Regions from separate parts of the Homo sapiens genome. Here region 1 is linked to region 2. The links are chromatin loops, found by intact Hi-C in ENCODE. Cell type or tissue: K562. All regions are shown on one strand. Links, peaks and the distances in the headings refer to the core of each region. The heading gives the core; the rest is flanking DNA.

What was found. A loop is a pair of places that touch in the nucleus more often than their neighbours do. Peaks named below come from ENCODE experiments on the same cell type or tissue, not always from the same donor. Only the 100,000 strongest peaks of a DNase experiment are listed, where the experiment ranks them.
Region 1: it touches region 2 in a loop (11-fold over the local background); 5 of 110 quality-filtered maps call a loop at or near these places.

Annotation. Positions count from the first base shown.
Region 1 is chr11:66,128,103-66,138,753 of GRCh38, forward strand. The region is part of intron 1 of PACS1 (phosphofurin acidic cluster sorting protein 1); the gene reads left to right. Among named protein-coding and RNA genes, the nearest start is that of PACS1, 63 kb to the left of the region's middle. RefSeq lists a silencer at 7,754-7,803. In K562, for the core only: a CTCF peak has its summit at 6,623 (motif pointing left); a DNase peak (open chromatin) is centred at 6,629.
Region 2 is chr11:65,983,226-65,993,876 of GRCh38, forward strand. It overlaps the pseudogene LOC100420020. Among named protein-coding and RNA genes, the nearest start is that of EIF1AD, 14 kb to the right of the region's middle. RefSeq lists an enhancer at 6,137-6,206. In K562, for the core only: a CTCF peak has its summit at 5,943 (motif pointing left); a DNase peak (open chromatin) is centred at 5,926.

The DNA of each region.
Region 1 (10,651 bases), core at 3,634-8,633, 140 kb after region 2:
ATAAAAAGAGATTGAAGAGATGAATGAACCAATAGTCATATATGATTGATTCAGACAAAATGAAGAAAATGTGAGGCAATCTGGGAAATGTGGACACTGACTGATTATTTGATGGTATTAATGGTATTAAGAAGTTTATTTTATAAAACAAACCAAAAAAGACAAGAGGAAATTTATCTTATATTGAATATTGACAACAAATAATTAAATTTAAAAAATTTGTTAGTTAAGTGTGAAAATTGTGGATACATTTTAAAAGAATATCCTTTAAAGAGACATACATATTGAAATATTTACATATGAAAAGAAATGCTGTCTGTGATTTGCTTCAGAATAGCCCAGGCAAGGGAGTAGGTGGGAGAATCACTGACACAGGACTGGTTATGCATTAAACATCGTTGAAGCTGGGTGTTGGGCAAACTAGGCTCATTCTACTGTTCTACTGTGTATATGTTTGAAAATTTTAGAATTAAATTTTAAAATTTAACAAGTGAGTGAGGGCTGGGCACAGTGGCTCATGCCTGTAATCCCAGCACTTTGGGAGGCTGAGGAGGGTGGATCACCTGAGGTTAGGAGTTCGAGACCAGCCTGGCCAACATGGGGAAACCCTGTCTGTACTAAAATTACAAAAATTAGCCAGGCGTAGTGACATGCGCCTGTAATCTCAGCTACTTAAGAGGCTGAGGCAGGAGAATCACTTGAACCCGTGAGGCGGAGGTTGCAGTGAGCCGAGATCGTGCCACTGTACTCCATCCTGGGCAACAGAGCCGGACTCCATCTCAAAAAAAAAAAAAAATGTGAGTGAGATATCTTGACAAAAGACGGAGTAGTGGTTGCCTGGAGCCTGGGTAAAGGGGTGGCGTGGCTGCAGAGGGGCACAAGGGATCTTTTGGGGTGATGGGAATGATCTGCGTCTTGGCTATGATGGTGATTTCATGGGTACGTACATTTAAACTAATCAAACTGTTCATTTAAATGTGTGTATTTTATTGTATGTAAATTATACTGTAATGTCAATTTAAAAATTGATTAAAGTTAGTAAGAAGGGGCCAGGTGTGGTGGCTCATGCCTGTAATCCCAGCACTTGGGGAGGCCGAGGTGGACAGATCACCTGAAGTCAGGAGTTCAAAACCAGCCTGACCAAGATGGTGAAACCCTGTCTCTACTGAAAATACAACAATTAGCCAGGTGTGGTGGCGCGCACTTGTAATCCCAGCTACTTAGGAAGTTGAGGCAGGAGAATCACTTGTACCTGGAAGGTGGAGGTGGCAGTGAGCTGAGATCGCACCACTGCACTCCAGGCTGGGTGACAGAGCAAGACTCCATATCAAAAAAAAAAAAGGGTTTAAAAAATATTATTATTATTATTATTATTATTATTATTATTAAAATAGAGACGGGGCCTAACTATATTGCCCAGGCTGGTCTCGAACTCCTGGGCTCAAGTGATCCACCCTCAGCCTCCCAAAGTGTTGGGATAATGGTGTGAGCCACTGTGCTTGGCCAGTAAGAAGGGTTTTTGTGTATTATACACATAGTGTGGAATCAGTAGTGTCAGAAGTGTGAGGCACCCAGCACTGCCAGGCAGCAGGGATTACCTGGCTTGTGCTGCATCTTTATTTTTCCCTTCACCTCAAGTTAACTTTATCGTTCATATTTCTGATTTTGCAGTAGTGTCTCTAATTTCTCCTTGCAGCTGTAGAGTCAGCTTGAATTTTGTGATGTTTGTCCATGTGTCTGCCATCCAAAAGGACATGCATTTTTATGCTAGAATAAATGATGTTAGGAGGACATCTACCCATTTATGATAATTCTTTAAACATTCAATTGGCTACATTATAATAGTCAAGCACTAAGGGTACACCTGAGCTGAAAACAATTCAGCTGGATTATAATTTTGATTTATTTTCCATCCAGTCTACCAACCAACCAACCAGTCAGCCAGTCAGCATTTATTGAATGTATTCTTTGCACCATCCCCCGAGTTGGGTTTTGGGTGCATGAGGATGAATATGATACAGTCCTGCCCTTAAGGATGTAACTTTCAGGGTGAGAAGATAGCTGTGTATATGTATAATTTCAGCAGCATGACAAATGCCATGGTCAAAGTGGGTGCAAGATGCAATATAGTAGGCCGCATTTATACATGTTGGCCTCCTCCCTCCCTCCCCTCTAGCCCCCTTCCTTACCTGGTAAGTCAAATGAACCAAATGTCAAACAGTTTGGAAAGGAGAGTTGAAGCAGAAGGAAACTTCCTTCTGCCCCTTTGAATTTGTTACTTTTTCTTCCAATTAAAAATGTGTTATTTTTACAATACCATTATATTGACATTGCAAGGGTCCCTGATGTTTTTATTGTTTTCTGTTGTCACTTTGTATCTCTTCTCCCATTCCCATCCCACTCCCATTAGCATCTTCTCTGATGTGTTTAATATGTATCCTTGGATATATATGTATTCTTACATGGTGTTTTCTGTAAATTTATATAAATAGTATTACATGATAATTCTCATTCTGATCCTTTCTTCATTTAAAACTATGTTTTTCAGTTCTGTTGGTGTTGTGTTTATATGGTGCTTTTAGCCACTGCATTGTATTTTTATTGCTCTGTCTACTGCGTTTTATTTGCCTGTTCCCCTAAGTGACAGACACCTTATTTGTTCTCCCTGTACCACAAACAATGCTCTGTGGGTATAGTGGCTCACACTTATAGTCTCAGAACTTTGGGGAGGCTGAGGCAGAAGGATCGCTTGAGCCCAGGAGTTCGAGACCAACCCGGGCAATGTGACAAAAACCTCATCTCTGCCAGAAATTAAAAACTTAGTTGAGCACAGTGGCATGTGCCTGTGGTCCCAGCTACTTGAGAGACTGGGGTGGGAGGATCGCTTGAGCCCAGGACGTTCAGGCTGCAGTGAGCCTTGATTGTGCCACCACTGCACTCCAGCCTGGGCAACAGAGTGAGACTGTCTCAAAAAAAAAGATAAAACTAAATAAATTAATAAGAAGATCCTCATATATGTCTTCTTACGAACTTGTACAAGAGTTTCTCTGGCTAAATACCAACAAGTATCATTGTTGGGTCACAGAGTATAATCATATTTAATTTCACTAAGTAATGCATGATTGCTTAATTTGTATTTCCACTACTAAGTGCAGTCCTTAGTATTTGACTTTAAAACTTTTGTGAGTTTGGCAGGTTTCACATGTTATTAATATCTTTTTAAACTCACATTTCTCTGATTACTAATGAGCATGGCTAGATTTCTGTATATACTGGGTAGTCTTTGGATTTTCCTTTTATGAATGACCTGGTCATATCATTTTCCCATTTTTCCAGTAGAGTTTCTTATATATTGTAGCTATTAATCCTAAGGCAGTTATAAATGTTTCAGATGTCTTCTTCTGTCCCTCATCTACCTGCTAACTTTGTTTGTGGTGTCCTTTATTCAGCAGAAATCTTTTGTTTTAATTTAGACATTTCCTTTGGTTTTTCCATTTATAAAGATTTGTGCTTTTTGATGTCTTACTTAAGAAATCTTTTCTGGGCCAGGCGTGGTGGCTCATGACTGTAATCCCAGCACTTTGGGAGGCCAAGGTGGAAGGATTGCTTGAAGCCAGGAGTTCGAGACCAGCCTGGGCAACATAGCAAGACTCCATCTCTATGTAAAAAAAAAAGGCATTATCCTGTATTTTCTTCTAATTAGGTTTATATGTGTCTCAAATTTACATCTCCAGTTTGATTTTTTCTCTGATCTCTAAATTTGTATACTCACTGTCTACCTGATAGCCCCACCTAAATATCTAACAGATATCTCAAACTTAGCATTGCTAAAACTTATTTTATCCCTTCCTCATTAAAAAAAAAAAATCTGTTCCTCTCCCAATCTTTATTCATCTAAGTACACTTGTCCCTTGGTATCTCTGGGGGATTGGTTCCACGAGCAGCCCTCCACAATGGATACTGATATAGGTTAGCTGTGTGTCCCCACTCAAATCTCATCTTGAATTGTAATCCCTGAGTGTTAAGGGAGGAACCTGATGGCAAGTGACTGGATTATGGGGGCGGTTTCTTCCATGCTGTTCTTGTGACAGTGAATGAATTCTCACAAGATCTGATGGTTTTATAAATGGTGCTTTTTTCCTGCGCTCTCACACACCTCTGTCTCCTGCCACCATGTGAGACAGTCCATGCTTGCTTCCCCTTCACGATGATTGTGAGTTTCCTGAGGCCTCCCCTACCTTGTGGAACTGCGAGTCAATTAAAACCCTTTCCTTTATAAATTACCCAGTCTCATGTAGTATCTTTATAGCAGTGTGAAAACGGATTAATACAGATACCAAAATCCACAGATGCTTAAGTTCCTTATATAGTGACACTGTATTTGCATATAACCTACACACATCCTCCCTCGTACTTTAATCTCTTGAATACTTATAATAGTTAATACAATGTAAATGCTATGTAAATTGTTGTTATACTGTATTATTTAGGGAATAAACAAGAAAAAAAAAGTCTGTACATGTTCAGTATAGATGCAACCAGCCTTTTTTTCCCCCTAAATATACATATAGGTACATACTTCTTGAGATGGAGTTTTACTCTCTTGCCCAGGCTAGAGTGCAGTGGTGGGATCTCTGCTCACTGCAACCTCCGCCTCCCAGGTTCAAGCAATTCTCATGCCTTAGTCTGCTGATTAGCTGGGATTACAGGCACATGCCACCACGCCCAGCTAATTTTGTATTTTTAGTAGAGACGGAGTTTCACCATGTTGGCCAGGCTGGTCTCGAACTCGTGACCTCAAGTGATCTCCCTGCCTTGGCCTCCCAAAGTGCTGGGATTACAGAAGTGAGCCATGGCACCTGGCTTTTTTCCTAAATATTTTTGATCCATGGATATGGAACCTGTGGGTACAGAGGGCCGACTGTAAATGGTGCTGCCTTCCACCCTGTTGCTCAAGCCAAAAACCCCGGAGTCATCTTTGCTTCTTTTTCATGCTCTGTGTGTGCAATCTATCAGCAAGTTCTATACATTCTGACTCCAGAAAATTTCTGGAATCTGTCCTGGGCACTTTATGGCCTCCTGCTGCTACTCTAACCCGTGTCACCTGTCTTCGTATAGCCATTATTACTCTGCTTTGCAGAGTTTATTTGTTGCATTTATTCATTAAAGACTCTCACCTCAGCTTTATAGCTAGTTTTGCAAGATAGAGCACTAGGTCTGGCTAGCCATATGCTGCCAGATGGAGGAGCTGAGTTTTTTTCCTATGTTCTGCTCCTTGGCTTCACTAGTGGCTGCTGGAGGCATCACTGTGCACAGATGCTTGGGGCAAAGGATCTTGCCAACCTCGATGCAGGTCACTGGAACAGCTGATAATGTCCGTGGTTTATAACCTGATGTAGATCCAGAGATGTCATTGAAAGATTTTTGCCTGCCAGCAGGTCTGAGTCTGAAGACCATGCCCAGGCTGGGGTGGCGCTATCATAGCTCACTGCAGCCTCCGATTCCTGTGTTCAAGCTGTCCTCCAGGGTAGCAGGAACTATAGGCACACACCACTACACCCAGCTAACTTTTCAATTTTTTTGTAGAGATGGAGTTCCACATCTGTCGGTCAGACTGGTCTGAAACTTCTGGCCTCAAGCGATCCTCCTATCTCAACCCCCCAAAGTGCTGGGATTACAGGTGTGAGCCACTGCGCCCAGCCAGACTTTTTTGTTAAATGTACCTTAAAGCAATGCTTTCTTCTTTTTTTTCCCATCACAAATTTAATTATTTATAAAAATATCTAATGGAAAGAAACTGGATTAGCAAGCCAGACAGATACTTGTCCTGGCTAAGTGTGATACTGGGCAAGTTGTTGACTTCCTTCTTCAGATGCCTGTGATATATACCCCATGTTTATTCTAATTTCTTAAAGATATGAGAACCTAGCTCTAACATAAGCATGAAATGCCTATTCCTGAGGCATTGATCACATTGTCATTGTTCCAGGTTCCTCTCTGTGCTCCCTGAAATCCCCATTAGCGTAATTCCCCACCATCCCCTTGTGCGGAGTCCACTGCCCCACTGTGCTGCTGCCCTCGACTGTTGTGAGGCCGGCTGAGTTTCAGTAACAGGGACTCGGTGATTAAATTTCTTTTTCTTTTTCTTTTTCTTTTTTTTTTTTTTTTTTTTTTTTTGAGACGGAGTCTCGCTCTGTCCCCCAAGCTGGAGTGCAGTGGAGCAATCTCGCTCGGCTCACTGCAACCTCTGCCTCCCAGGTTCAAGTGATTCTTGTGCCTCAGCCTCCCTAGTAGCTGGGACCTACAGGTGCCTGCCACTACACCTGGCTAGGTGATGAAATTTCTTCAGCTTTCTCTGGCCCTCCCTACTTCTAGGATCCAAATGACACGCTACGTATCGTTGCCATTTCTGATTTGGATGTACAAATATAGGGACAGATGGGTTTGTGTTTGTTTTTGATGTATTTTTTTTTCTCTCTTAATCTGGCTGTAAAAGCATTTCCAATGGCTTATAGTTTAGTATGTGTTCCCAAAGTGGGAGCAGCCTGTACATATGGAAGTCCAGTTGGGTAGGGCTCCCTGTACCCTGGCGCCAGGGCGTTGTTCTGACCGATGGTGCCCCCTGATGGCCAGTGTAGAAACTTGGTCACGGTGTCATCTTTTTCTCACTATCACTGGGGATTCCCTTCACTCCCCAGCAATTACTCACTTTTATTCTGTCTTGAATCTTAGATAATTATGCCGGAGATAATCCTTCTTATCTCCTCTTTGGGTTTCTTGTTTCTTCCTTATTTATTGCTCTCTTACCTCAAAAATATCTTATTTCAGCCAAGTGCAGTGGCTCACGCCTGTAATCCCAGCATTTTGGGAGGCTGAGGTAGGTGGATCACCTGAGGTCAGGAGTTCGAGACCAGCCTGGCCATCATGGTGAAACCCTGTCTCTACTAAAAATACAAAAATTAGCCAGGTGTGGTGCTACTCCAGCTACTTGGGAGTCTGAGGCAGGAGGATGGCTTGAACCCGGGATGTGGAGGTTGCAGTGAGCTGAGGTCACATCGCTGCACTCCAGCCTGGGCAATAGAGATAGACTCCATCTCAAAAAAAAAAATCTTATTTCTTCTCACCACTCATTCTTTTCATTATATTTTGAACTAAAAGCTTGTCCTGGTAATGGCTAAAGAGTACTTAGTGGTGTGTCCATATCAAAAAGAAAGGAAGCCCTTGATTTTGAAGAGAAATTAGAAGCCACGCTAAGGACTCATGGTTGCCATCTTCACGAGCTCTGAGATAGGTAAGGCACGCCCTTCAGAATCTTTATGGGTTTTTGTTAGCTCCTCAGCTTTCTCCAACTAAAATTGCTTTGGCTTAAGCTTTAGAACTCAAGATAAATGAAAGTTCTTCATTTTAACTTTAGTTGATAAATTACTAGTATTACAGAGCGATTTTCTGTGTGGAAAACATGCCAGCACTGTCACCCAGACACACTGTGCACAGGTTCAGCATGTACCATGGCTGCCTGAGGCCTGCCCTCATCCCTGCTGGCCTCCTCTCCTGCGCTTTTTTTTTTTTTTTGAGACAGAGCCTTGCTCTGTCACCCAGGCTAGAGTGCAGTGGTGCAATCTCAACTCAGTGCAACCTCCACCTCCTGGGTTCAAGCAATTCTTCTGTCTCAGCCTCCCGAGTAGCTGGGATTACAGGTGCCTACCACCATGCCTGGCTAATTTTTGTATTTTTAGTAGAGACGGGGTTTCACCATGTTGGCCAGGCTGGTCTCGAACTCCTGACCTCAAGTGATCCACCCCACTTGGCCTCCCAAAGTGCTGGGATTACAGGCGTGAGCCACTACACCCAGCCTCCTGCGCTCCTCTTAACGTGGTTTCAGATTCTGCCCACGTGCCTTCCAGACTAGCTTCTGAAACACTGTCCACCTGTCAGTTGAATTATTGAGCTACTGATTTGTCTGTGACTTTTAGCTCATAATTGGACTGTCGTAAATGACGTAGATACGTAAGTACGTCCTACGGGTTATGTGGCTATGCTGCTGAGACCTCACACTCAACCCTCCAGCACTAATTCACTCTCTTTCAAAATTGTGCTGTTGCTTTCAGTGTTTGGGGAGCCCAGGAGAGGAATGTGAAACAGGACTGCCCAATCCCGCTAACACACACACACACACACACACACGCCAAGAATGTGAAACAGGACTGCCCAATCCCACTGTCACACACACACACACACACACACACACACACCAAAAACCAAAACAAACCAAAATATTCCTGAGTGCAGGAGTTATGATTTAACAAAACCTTCATATCCTCTAACATCCCCACTCCAGAGAACACCCTACTTAGAATAAAAAGCTAGGAGTGATGAGCACCATGGCTTTCAGTCTTTATGGAGCTGTGATAGCCCATCATTATTTGATTTATTCTCCTATCTTTTCCAGAGCGGATGTAGTCTTTGAATAGAATTGCATAATTTTAGGGTTTTAAGCACCCTCAGTAATCGTGCAGTTTAGTTTCCCATCTCATGCCTTCCAAAAAACTTCATACAAGTTGACCCTCATCTAGCCTTGGCCCGAGTGCTTCCACTGAACAAGAATTCAGCAGTTTTTTAAGCAGGCCCATTCCATTGTATGGACTGCCCGAATTATTAATAAGTTCTCTATGTTCGGCTAAAACTTAACTCATGGGAATTTCCACCCTAAGTCCTGATTTAACCATTTGTAGAAATGAATGACTCAGTTTTTTCACTCCCACAGAAGTGGTCTTCAGCTATTGGAGGACAGTGCCCGGCCTCCGTAGGCTCTCCAGCCTCAGCATTGCCCACTTTTCTCTTGGCTTGTTGGGCTTTTTTCTTCTTGATTTTTGGGGATTTTTGAAAATAGCCCTATGTCTTGGATATGAGTCACAAATTGCCCCCCCCCCCACCATTTCGTCATTTGTCTCCAAGCTCTGTTTACATTGGTGTTTGCCGTGCAGAAGTTTTTCTTTAATGTAATAAAATGTAGCCATCTTTTTTAAAATGACCTCTGGACTTCATGTGTTTGGAGTTTATTCATACTTAGAAAGGCCTTGTCCACTTGAGGCTGTTTAAAAAATACCCATATTTTCTGCTAGTACTTAAATGGATTTGTGTGAGTGTGTGTGTTTGTGTTTGTGTGTGTGTGTGTGTACTTAAATCTTTTATGCATCTAGAATTTATTTTAAGATAAGATGTGAGGTAGGGGTTCAAATTAATTTTTTTCCAGCTAGCTGTCTAGTTACTCCAACATTATTGAATTACTCATTTTTTCCTGTTTTGAAATGCCATTATATTAAATTCATGACACACTTTTGGATTTATTCCTAGAGTGTTTCATATGTTTTATTTCCAAGCAAACCACCACACACATCTTATACCTTCATTACTGAAATTTTTAACCTAAATGTAAAACTTGTTATGTGCTTACCTGGCATCCAGCCGGTCAGGATGGTCTGACTCTGCTCCTTCCTGCCTCAGCAGCCTCCTCTTTTGTGCCACCTGCAGGTTAATAAGCATCTCTTATGTCATTATCCAGGCCATTGACCAAGGGGTGACAATAATATTGGCCATTGTAGGGCTGTCCTTTGGACTCCAGTGGAGAGCCATTACTCACTGTTTCCTATTTTAGAAATGCAGCATGATAGGTTAAAAAGTGCTTAGGGTTTTGGTTTCAGTTGCAGAACTAAATTTGAGCATCCCTTCTATTCATTGTTTCTCAGACTTTAATGTGAACAGGAATAACCTGAGAATCTTGTTAAAATGCAAATTCTTTTTTTATTTTTAGTAGAGACGGGGTTTCACCATGTTGGCCAGGCTGGTCTTGAACTCCTGACCTCAGGTGATCCACCTGCCTTGGGCTTCTAGAATGCTGGTATTACAGACATGAGCCACAGCACCCAGCATAAAATGCAAATTCTGATTCAGTAGGTCTGGGGTAGGCCAAGATTTTGCCCCGTTTATTTATTTATTTATTTATTTATTGGACAGTATCACACTCTGTCACTCAGGCTAGAGTGCAGTGGCCTGATCATGGCTCACTGCAGCCTCAAACTCATGGACTGAAGTGATGCTCCTGCCTCAGCCTTCTTAGTAGATAGGACTGTAGACTTCTGCCACCATGCCCAGGTAATTAAAAAAAATTTTTTTACAGAGATGGGAGTCTTGCCATATTACCTGGGCTGGTATTGAAATCCTGTCCCCAAGCAACCACCCAAAGTGGGATTACAGGGTGAGCTATGGTGCCCAGACGGCTTTTGCATTTTTAATAAGTCCCCAGGCCATGCTGATGCTGATGGTCCATGGACTACCCTATACTTTGCAGGACCAAGACTAGAGTGAGTCAAGTGACATGCCCCACGAAGTGTGTGAGGAGGCACTTACTGTCTTGGCACTTGCACAAACCTGAGAGCAAGCACTTCTTTAAGTTTTGTACCCTGGGTCCCTTGCTTGCCTCACCCTAATCCCAGCCCTGATATTGTGTTTCTTATTATTGTTAGGCTTACTGCTGATGAAGCTACTAAATAGGACTCTTGAGAGGTGAGCTCTTGCTGTCTGCACTTTTTTTTTTTTTCGAGACAAAGTCTTGCTCTGTCGCCCAAGCTGGAGTGCAGTGGCGCGATCTTGG
Region 2 (10,651 bases), core at 4,005-9,004:
GAGGAATTAAGGGAAATACAGGACTAGGGACAAATACTCTGTTAAGTGGTCACATACGGGCCAGATCCTGTAGTCTGCAGAGCCACGGCTGTCACCACCCCCACACCAGGACATGAAAGGTAGGGAGAAGAGCCTGAGGGAGCCGAGGCAGGCCCAGGGGTGCCCACCCGTCGTGCCATAGAACGTGGAAGGGACAGGAATGGCTCTCAGGGAGTGTATGGGAAGGACGAGGCCAGAACTGTCTTCTTACGGGACCCAGTTTTAGGAAGAACACCTGGTTTGCTTTTCTGTAAACACAGCGGCCTTGAGGGAGCGGCTGCCCAGCAGAGGCTCTGCCTACCCCAGACCCGAGCACAGCCTAGCTCCTTCCCACCTCTACCCAGAAAGGATGGCAGCTGCTGGCTCCCAGCTCCCTTGAAGGGACCAGGCACAGTCTGTGAGTCCTCATGGGGCTCAGGAGAAGCTCTGGACAGGGTGGCTGACCTTCAGGCAGGCCCGAAAGAGGGCCTGGCCCAAACACAGCACAGCCAGCAAGATGACAGACACCAGGCTGCATGGAGGCCTCCATGTCGCCCCGCATGCTTCCCTGAGCCAAAGCAGGTAGCAGATATGTCACTTCCACGGATATCTGCACCCATAGATGACACTTTCCAACAGTGAGGGTGACATGTGAACTCTGTCCATGGAAGAGTATTCCTGCAGTGCCCACGGATGGCCCTGACACCCACCTGAGGTTCTGGACCCCACAGTGATGATTCCTTTGCAGTAGGGCCGAGGGCAGGTAACCCGCTGGGAAGTCACTTTGCAGATGAGACAGCTATGAGGACTTCAGACATCTTTCTCCCTCGGGTGCATTCTGGATTGGAGCAGCTTTGTTGCAGGTACTGCATTGACTACAAGCTGATGAGTTCTGCCTTCCACCTTGATGAGCAGTGGGCACTCTCACTCCCCAGGCTGGTCAGGGTGAGTAGGGGGCTGGGTGTACCTCATAGAAGGGGGTATGCCTGGGGTGGGGCAGGTTTACTGGCTTCACTCAATGGTACAAAGGGGGTCAGCATCTCTGGGCCCAGCCCCACTCCCATCCCACCCTACTAAATCATTGCCAAGGGAAGCCTCTCCATCTGCGGCCACCACTAGCAGGTCACCAGCCTAGTAATATCCTTTTTACTTTTTTTAAGACAAGGTCTCACTGTGTCGCCCAGGCTGGAGTACAGTGGTACAAACATGGCTAGCTGCAGCCTTGACCTCCTGGCTCAAGTGATCCACCCACGTCAGCTTCCTGAGTAGCTGGGACCACAGCTGCATGCTATCATGTCTGGCTAATTTTTTTGCAAAGACAGGGTCTTGCTATGTTGCCCAGGCTGGTCTCAAAATTCCTGGGCTCAAGCAATTCTCCTGCCTCAGCTTCCCGAAGTGCTGGGATTGCAGTACTAGCCACACCCAGCCGATAGTAGGTTTTAGCAAAAGGATTCAGTTCAGGCAACTGCACCCATTGCAGTTCTGGCCATGAGCCACCACACCCAACCAGAATTATTTCAAAAGATTTTAAGATAGAATATTTTGACCTCACATCCCTAGTAGGATATCTATTTAAAAATTTTTAAATTAACATAATGAAATCTTAAACACATTTAATAGTCTTATTGTTAGTAATAATAATGATGATATTGGCTGGGCATGGTGACTCGTGCATGTAATCACAGCACTTTGGGAGGCCGAGGCAGGAGGATTGCTTGAGGCTAGGAGCTGGAGACCAGCCTGGGCAACATTGCGAGATCCCCATCTCTACAAAAAATTTAAAAATCAGCCAGGCATGGTGGCATGCACCTGCAGTCCCAGCTACTCAGGAGGTTGAGGCAGGAGGAGTTGGAGACTGCAGTGTTCTAGGATCATGCATTGCACTCCAGGCTGGACGACAGAGCAAGACCCTGTCTCAGAAAAAAACCAAAAAATACAAAGAAAAGAAAACTGAAGCTGTGTAACAGGTACAATGGGATTCATTATTCCATTCTATCTACTTTTGAGTATGTTTGAAAATTTCCATTATAGAACTTTGTTTAAAAAGAGAGAACAAGAACATGTTGGCTTAGCAACAGAAAAGCATACATATGTTCAGCTAAAGACATGAACAAGAATGTTCTTAACAGCACTATTTATAACAGCCCCAAACTGGAAACAACCCAAATGTCCATTAACAGAAGAATGAATAAATAGCCGGGCATGGTTCTTAGTGCCTGTAATCCCAGCTACTGGGGAGGCTAAGGATCCCTTGAGGCCAGGAGTTCAAGACCAGCCTGGTGACATAGTGAGACCCACCTCTAAAAATATTTTTTAAATTTAGCTGGGTGTGGTGGCTCATGCCTGTATCTGTAGTCCCAGCTACCCGGGAGGCTGAGGCAAAGGATTGCTTGAGCCTGGGAATTTGAGGCTGCAGTGAGCTATCCTCACACTTGTGAATGGCCACTGCACCCCAGCCTGGGTGACAGAGTGAGACTCTGTCTCTAAAAAAAAAATCAACAAAGGGTAGACATTCATATAACCGAATGAGTAACATGGATGAACCTCATGGACATGAAATTATACATACTGTTTGCTTCCATTTAATACAAAATCTGGAAAAATTCTTTTATTCTATTAGAAGCAGTATAGAAGGCTGGGTGCGGTCACTCATGCCTGTAATTCCAACACTTTTGGAGGCCAAGGTGGGAGGATTGCTTGAAGCCAGGAGTTCTAGAGCAGTCTGGGTAACAAAGCAAGACCCTGTCTCTACAAAAAAATTTTAAAAATTACCTGGGCATGGTGGTGTGTGCCAATAGTCCCAGCTACTCAGGAGGCTGAGGCACAAGAATCACTTTAACCTGGGAGGTGGAGGTTGCAGTGAGCCGAGATGGTGCCATTGCACTCCAGCCTGGGTGACTGAGTGAGGCTCTGTCAAAAAAAAAAGCATCGTTTTAAATAATGACATAAATATAAAAAATGGCCAGCATGGCTGGGCGCAATGTCTCACGCCTGTAATCCCAGCACTTTGGGAGGCTGAGGCGGGCGGATCCCGAGGTCAGGACATCGAGACCATCCTGGCTAACACAGTGAAAACCCATCCCTACTAAAACTACAAAAAATTAGCCGGGTGTGGTGGCGGGTGCCTGTAGTCCCAGCTACTCGGGAGGCTGAGGCAGGAGAATGCCGTGAACCCGGGAGGTGGAGCTTGCAGTGAGCCGAGATCGCGCCACTGCACTCCAGCCTGGGCGACAGAGCGAGACTCCGTCTCCAAAAGAAAAAAAAAAAAAAAAAAAAGGCCAGCATGAGAATGAGTGAAAGTTCATAAACTCTTCCTATGGTGACTCACATATGGCATAAGGAACTAGCTCACTGGTTTTGCCTTCTCCTTCCTCTCTTCTGTAAGGTTCTTCATTTCCCAGGCCTGTAACTTGCTGTCTTCCCACTACGGTGCCTTCTAATAAAGAGCTTCCAAAACTAAAAACAACGTAAATCTTTGCTGCGGTTATTTTTTGACGCATCAAAAAAGGCACCAAGCCTAGATGTTTTTAAAGCTTCAAAAGTTTATTGACCGGCACCATGGCTCACACCTTTAATCCCAGCACTTTTGGAGGCCAAGGTGGGCGGATCACCTGAGGTCAGGAGTTCAAGACCAGCCTGGCCAACATGGCGAAACCCTGTCTCTACTAAAAATACAAAAATTAGCCGGGAATGGTGGCAGGTACCTGTAATCCTAGTTACTCAGGAGGCTGAGGCAGGAGAATTGCTTGGGGCCTGGGAGGCGGAGGCTACAGTGAACTGAGATGGTGCCATTGTATTCCAGCCTGGGTGACAGAGTGAGACTCCGTCAAAAAAAAAAAAAAAAGGTTATTATCTAAAGGCTTTACCTTTAGATAATAGATCATTCAAATGCTATTTAAACTACTCCAGATCAGAGAAAAAGATGGTAAGCGCTCTTAACATATTTTATGATATTAATAAAATACTGATAGCCAAATCTTCTCATTGTTTCTGAAGTTTGTTTTCTAGAAGTTCCTTCTGTCTGCTGGTGATAAACTCCTATATTCTGTTGGTCTGAATGTCTTCACCATGGTGTAGGGAGGAGACAGCCGTCGTGGCCCCCAGGGCTGTGGTGAGAATCAAAGCTGTCCTGCCTTGGGCATGTCTCCAAAGCCCAAACACACTGGGAAGACGGAGTTGGCCCCACTCAGGGTCTCCACTCAGATCAGGCTGGGTCCCACTTCCCTCTCCCTGAGCCCCGGACACATCGATGCTGTCATTGCATGCTGATTCTCCGAGTCCCTGAGCCCCGTACCCCCCGGCCTTAAGGAGCCTTGCCAGTGTCCTCCCCACCTCGCCCCTGCCCAACAGACACAGCACGCCACCTGCTCTGCCTTGGGTCCCAGGCCTTTCCCTCCTCAGGCACCTGTTCAGGGGCAGTGAGAGAAGCAAAACAGCCCTTCTGTGCCAATGCACACCCCACCTGGGGAAGGAGGCAGACAGGAGGGCTCCTCAGAAACGGCTGATTTGTCAGCCCTGGACAAAGTGAAAGGGAGAAGCAAGAAGCAGGACAGATGGGCAGGTCTCCTGCGGCCCACCCCCCCAAAAAAGGAATGTGTGGGCCGGGCGCAGTGTCTCACGCCTGTAATCCCAGCACTTTGGGAGGCTGAGGCGGGTGGATCACCTGAGGTCAGGAGTTCAAGACCAGCCTGACCAACATGGAGAAACCCCGTCTCTACTAAAAATACAAAAAATTAGGCAGGCGTGGTGGCAGGTGCCTGTAATCCCGGCTACTCAGGAGGCTGGGGCAGGAGAATCTCTTGAACCCAGGAGCCAGAGGTTCCAGTGAGCCGAGATCACGAAGCAAGGAAGGAAGGGAGGGCGCGAGGAAGGAAAGATGTGGCCATAGATCGTGAGTAGGATCGATAAGACAGAACTCCATTGTCGAAAGCTAAATTATGGCAGACACAAAGCGGATGGGAGACCCACATGAAAGAAGGCACTTGGAGCCTTCAGAGAAGAACGCAGGGAGGCAAAACCCCCAAAGGCCTGAAAGCTTCAGCAGTCACTAGAAGGGGAGCTGAATACATGTGCTGAGGGGCCCTGGGGAGACGACCCTTCCAGAGGCTGCAGTTCTTAGGTCTTACCAGCCCCTCCTTGCTGCCCATCTACCAGGTCCAAGGCTCCCTGAATCCTCAGACATTAACTACAGGGGTACCTCATCCTTGTCCAGAGCAGGGTTTCTGGGGGACACAGCCACAGACACCTCCATGTGAGTCCTCCTGCACCTCAATTTGGGTGCTTTCTAACTGAAAGACCAGGGCGGCCAGGCGCGGTGGTTCACGCCTGTAATCCCAAAACTTTGGGAGGCCAAGGCGGGCAGATCGCCTGAGGTCGGGAGTTCAAGACCAGCCTGACCAACATGGAGAAACCCCATCTCTACTAAAAATACAAAATTAGCCAGGCGTGGTGGTGCGTGCCTGTAATCCCAGCTACTTGGGAGGCTGAGGCAGGAGAATCGCTTGAATCCAGTAGGCGGAGGTTGCGGTGAGCCAAGATCGCGCCAGTGCACTCCAGCCTGGGCAAGAAAAGTGAAACTGGGTCCCCCAAAAAACAAAAAAACCAGGGCAGTTCCCCACCACCCTCCAAGCACTGTACTCCAGCTTGTAAATGCTGCTGGGGAGGAAGGCCACTTCTGATCATGCCTTGGTGAGTGAATCCATCTCTGGGGGAGTGGAACTTGTGTTCGCAGTGGTCTACCAGCATCCTAACTGCTGTTGGGGCATGTGGACCCTTTGATTGGACCAAGAATGCAGTTCCCTTATGAGACTGTAACTAGGTTAGATGCTTTCGGGTTCTGTAGCCCAAGGCAAGGTGCTGACTTGCTGGTTTTACGTGCTTAGGGTGACCTCTGCTGGTGGCTTCTCTAAATGTTGGCAGAATACACAGCCAGGAACTGCCGGTACCGTCTCACATCAGCCAGTAGTTGGAGCCACATTGCTATCAGAAGGAAAAGAGTGCTCTTCTCATACAAGAATTATTAAAACAAAGTGATGCCCAATGCTGTTCAAGAATGAACAGCCTGGTCTGGTTAGTAACAAAGGATTCTGGTACTTGGCAACTCATTGTGGATTAGCAAGGGTTAAATAACAAAGTGGGTATTTTAGCGTCATGAGAATCTATCACAATAACTGGAAGAATTGCTGCCAGTACTGGCACCTGGTGTACAGCCCTGGGCACTGCTAGTTCTTTTTTTTTTTTTTTTTGGTTGGAGTCTTGCTCTTGCCCAGGCCGGAGTACAGTGGCGCCATCTCGGCTCACTGCAACCTCTGCCTCCCCTCCTGGGTTCAAGCGATTCTCCTATCTCAGCCTCCCAAGTAGCTGGGATGACAGGCGTGCACCACCACACCCAGCTAATTTTTGTATTTTTTTAGTAGAGACAGGGTTTCACCAGTTGGCCGGGCTGGTCTCGAACTCCTGATCTCAGGTGATCCACCTGCCTTGGCCTCCCAAAGTGCTGGGATTACAAGCGTGAGCTACCGCGCCCAGCCTGTACTGCTAATTCTTCATTCCTCAGTGTCACCAGATGAGGCATACGGCATGCCTCCACACCTCCCACAGGGGCTTTTGGATTCTCTTGCAAATGTCACCAGTGGATCAAACACACGCACAGCATGAACTGCTGGTGGTGTCCGTGGTGTCCTGACTTCTTGCTTCATCAGTGATTTTCTGAGGGCGGCTCCCACTGAGGAAACTGCCCACACTTCTCTGTGTGCTTCTCAGACACAGGTCAGTAGAGATGTTTGGGCCTTGAATGAAGACAAAACCCACGGTTCTGTGGCCCAAGTCACTTTCCTGGGAGACAACTGGGCAACTACTAAAGACGAAGCACCAGGCCGGGCACGGTGGCTCACCACCTGTCATCCCAGCACTGTGGGAGGCCAAGGCGGGTGGATCACCTGAGGGCAGGAGTTCGAGACCAGCCTGGCCAACATGGTGAAATCCCATCTCTACTAAAAATACAAAAAAAATTAGCTGGGTGTGGTGGTGCAGGCCTGTAATCCCAGCTACTCGGGAGGCTGAGGCAGGAGAATTGCTTGAACCCTGGATGCGGAGGTTGCAGTGGGCTGAGATCGTACAATTGCACTCCAGCCTGGGCGACAAGAGCGAGACTCCATCTCAAAAAGTAAGTAAGTAAGTAAATAAATAAATAAATAAAAATAAATAAAAATAAAGCAAACCATGTAAAAAGAAAAAAAGTGCACATGGAATTCGGACAATGGTTGCCTTGGGTGGGACAGCAGAGAATGGGCTGGTCAGGGTAGGATGGGAGGTGGAGTATGTTACTTGGGTTATTGTTAAAGTCCTAGCCTTTATTTTATGGTGGTGGGTTTGAAGCTGCTCACATTATTAAAAATAACCAACCAAATATTTAATTATTCTTGACTTTTAATTTTTTATTGAAAGGGAGTCTCACTATGTCACCCAGGCTGGCCTCAAACTCCTCAAGGGCTTAAGCAATCCTTTCCCTTCAGCCTTTCAAGTAGCTGGGATTACAGGCATGTGCCACCATGCCCAGCCAAAATGTTTAAATATAGGCCAGACTCAGTGGCTTACGCCTGTAATCCCAGCATTTTGGGAGGCCGAGGCGGGTGGATCACCTGAGGTCAGGAGTTCGAGACCAGCCTGGTCAACATGCTGAAACCCCGTCTCTACTAAAATATAAAAATTAGCCAGGCGTGGTGGTGGGCGCCTGTAATCCCAGCTACTCAGGAGGCTGAGGCAGAAGAATGGCTTGAACCTGTGAGGCACAGGTTGCAGTGAGCTGAGATTGCACCACTGCACTCCAGCCTGGGTGACAGAGCAAGACTCCATCTCAGAAACAAAACAAAACAAAACAAAACAAAGAAAGGAAAAAGAAAAAGAACTACAGGATAAACCCAGAGGGATTGGTTTGTTTCCCATTGGTTATGAGAAAAAAACAAAAACAAACAAAAACAAAGGGAGTATAAGTGGGAAATACGGTAAGAGCAGCAATTAATGAAATACCAATACAAAGAATGACAACAAAAAGCTGGTGCTTAGAAAAGACTAATAATGACCTTCTGCCAAGATTGACCAGCTATAACAGAGAGAAGGCACAAATAAACAATATTACATGTAAAAAGGGGGACATAACTTTGGATACAGCCAAGATTACAAACATAAGGCAATCATACAAATAACTTTGCGCCAGTAAGTTTGAAGCCATAGCAAACATGAGAAAATATGGGGGCTGGGTGTGGTGGCTCACGCCTGTAACCCCAGCAATTTGGGAGGCTGCGGTGGGCAGATCACCTGAGATCGGGAGTTTGAGACCAGCCTGGCCAACATGGTGAAACCCCATCTCTACTAAAAATACAAAAATTAGCCGGCCATGGTGGCACATACCTGTAATCCCAGCTATTCGGGAGGCTGAGGCAGGAGAATCACTTGAACCCGGGAGGCGGAGGTTGCAGTGAGCCGAGATGGGGCCACTGCACTCCAGCCTGGGCGACAGAGCAAGATCCTGTCTCAAAAATAAATAAATAAATAAATAACATGAAAATATTTTTCCTTGAAAATATGACTGAAGAACAGAACACCTGAGTAATCTATTACCACTGACAATCTAATTCCAAACCTACCTACCCACCCACCCAAAAAATCGCCAGGCATGGTTGGTTTTACAGCAAGCTTTACCAAAAATTGTAGAAATGCAAAATTCCAATCTTATACAAACTCTCGTAATGAAAATAAAGGGAAAACACTTTCCAACTTATTTATATGAAGCTGGTATAACCTTGATACAAAACAAAGGGTGGGGGCAGTACGGAAAAGGAAAACCTTAAACCATTTCACCTATACACCTGGATGCCAAAATACCAGAGAACCAAATCCGGCAGTATAATAACAAATCCATTGTGACTGTCTTCTTCCAGGAATGCAAGGATATCTTAACGTGAGAGAATGTTATGATACTCCACCACATTTACAGATTAGAAGAGGAAAACCATGTGGTGAGCTCAGACTGCCATCTGTGCTCCCTGGCACACACACAGGGGTGGCTGGGTGGCAAGGGGGGAAAGCGCACTGGGCCACACGGGGAAGCCCTGGTGGAAATGACCTGGCTGTAGAGGTTAGTCCTGAAGTGACAGAGGTACAGATTCTGAAGGGCCACAAAGTCTCAAGCATAACTGCAAGAGAAGCCAGTAAGTACTATTAGGCAGCCAGTCACAGGGACTGGCCATGACATCGGGACAAGGGGCTCTTACATCAGATCTCAGCTCACTCAGGGAGATCTATTCATACATGGTTGGATCCCACCATTCAGTTGGAAGAACAGAGGTGGAATCCAGCTTCAGAGAATGACATAGGAAAGTAGCATGCAGAATACAAGGACCCTACCTCCATCAGTACCCTTAGCTACAGCCCACAGAAGCTGAATGGCTGGTAAGAGATGAAGAAGTGGAAACGAAAAGGTTTTAGGGGGAAAAAAAGATGTTACTAGGTGGATCACAGTATCACTGAGAGAATGGAGAAGAACATAAGACCAAGTTTACAGATAAAACGCCAAAACACACACACACAAAGTGGGGAACAGTCAAAGGACTATTTAGAAGAAAACATATAGCCCTGAATATATTAGAAAACAAATTGAAATTAAATTAGCTAAGCACACATCTCAAGAACCCAGAATGAGCAAATAAACCCAAAGAAACGAAGGAAAAGTCCAGTAAGGAAGACCTCTTGCAAAGCTAGCCAAATAAAATACACAAAATATAAACATATTTTGTTGATTTCACCTGCCCTCACCCCTTGCCCCACTTTTTCTGGTAATAGAACCTCTCTATTCCATGGGAAACATATAAAAATTACTTGTGGCTCATCCTGCCCCACCCCAGTCCTCCACACCCTCCCACCCCCCGGCCCTGGCCACAGTGACTGCTCAAGCACAGCAAGTGACCTGAGGAAGATCAATCGCCCTTCACGGAAATACAGGGATCCTCAAGAGCCCCAAGGGGCTCTGTCTACAAGGACTGTGTATAAACTTGAGCGTCCTGGCTGGGCGCAGTGGCTCATGCCTGTAATCCCAGCACTCTGGGAGGCCGACGCAGGCGGATCACGAGGTCAGGAGATCGAGACCATCCTGGCTAACACGGTGAAACCCTGTCTCTACTAAAAATACAAAAAATTAGCCGGGCGTGGTGGCGGGCGCCTGTAGTCCCAGCTACTCAGGAGGCTGAGGCAAGAGAATGGCGTGAACCCCGGGGGGCGGAGCCTGCAGTGAGCCGAGATCGCGCCATTGCACTCCAGCCTGGGCAACAGCGAGACTCCGTCTCAAAAAAAAAAAAAAAAAAAAAACTTGAGCTTTCTACAGAAAACATCTGTAGGAGGGAAAGAAATTAATCAGCCGGGAGCAGAGATGACAGAGATAAATGAGAGAGCCTGAGGAATTCATGCTGCTGGCATTGGTTCATCCCTGCCCGATGCGCACCACTCAGAGACCTCAGGTCAATGAGCCTTGCTTACTTCTCCTAATTTGAGTTCAATTTTGTCATTTATAAGAAAGTCCCGCATACGCCAGGATGGTGGCTCTCACCTGTAATCCCAGTACTTTGAGAGGCCAGGGCAG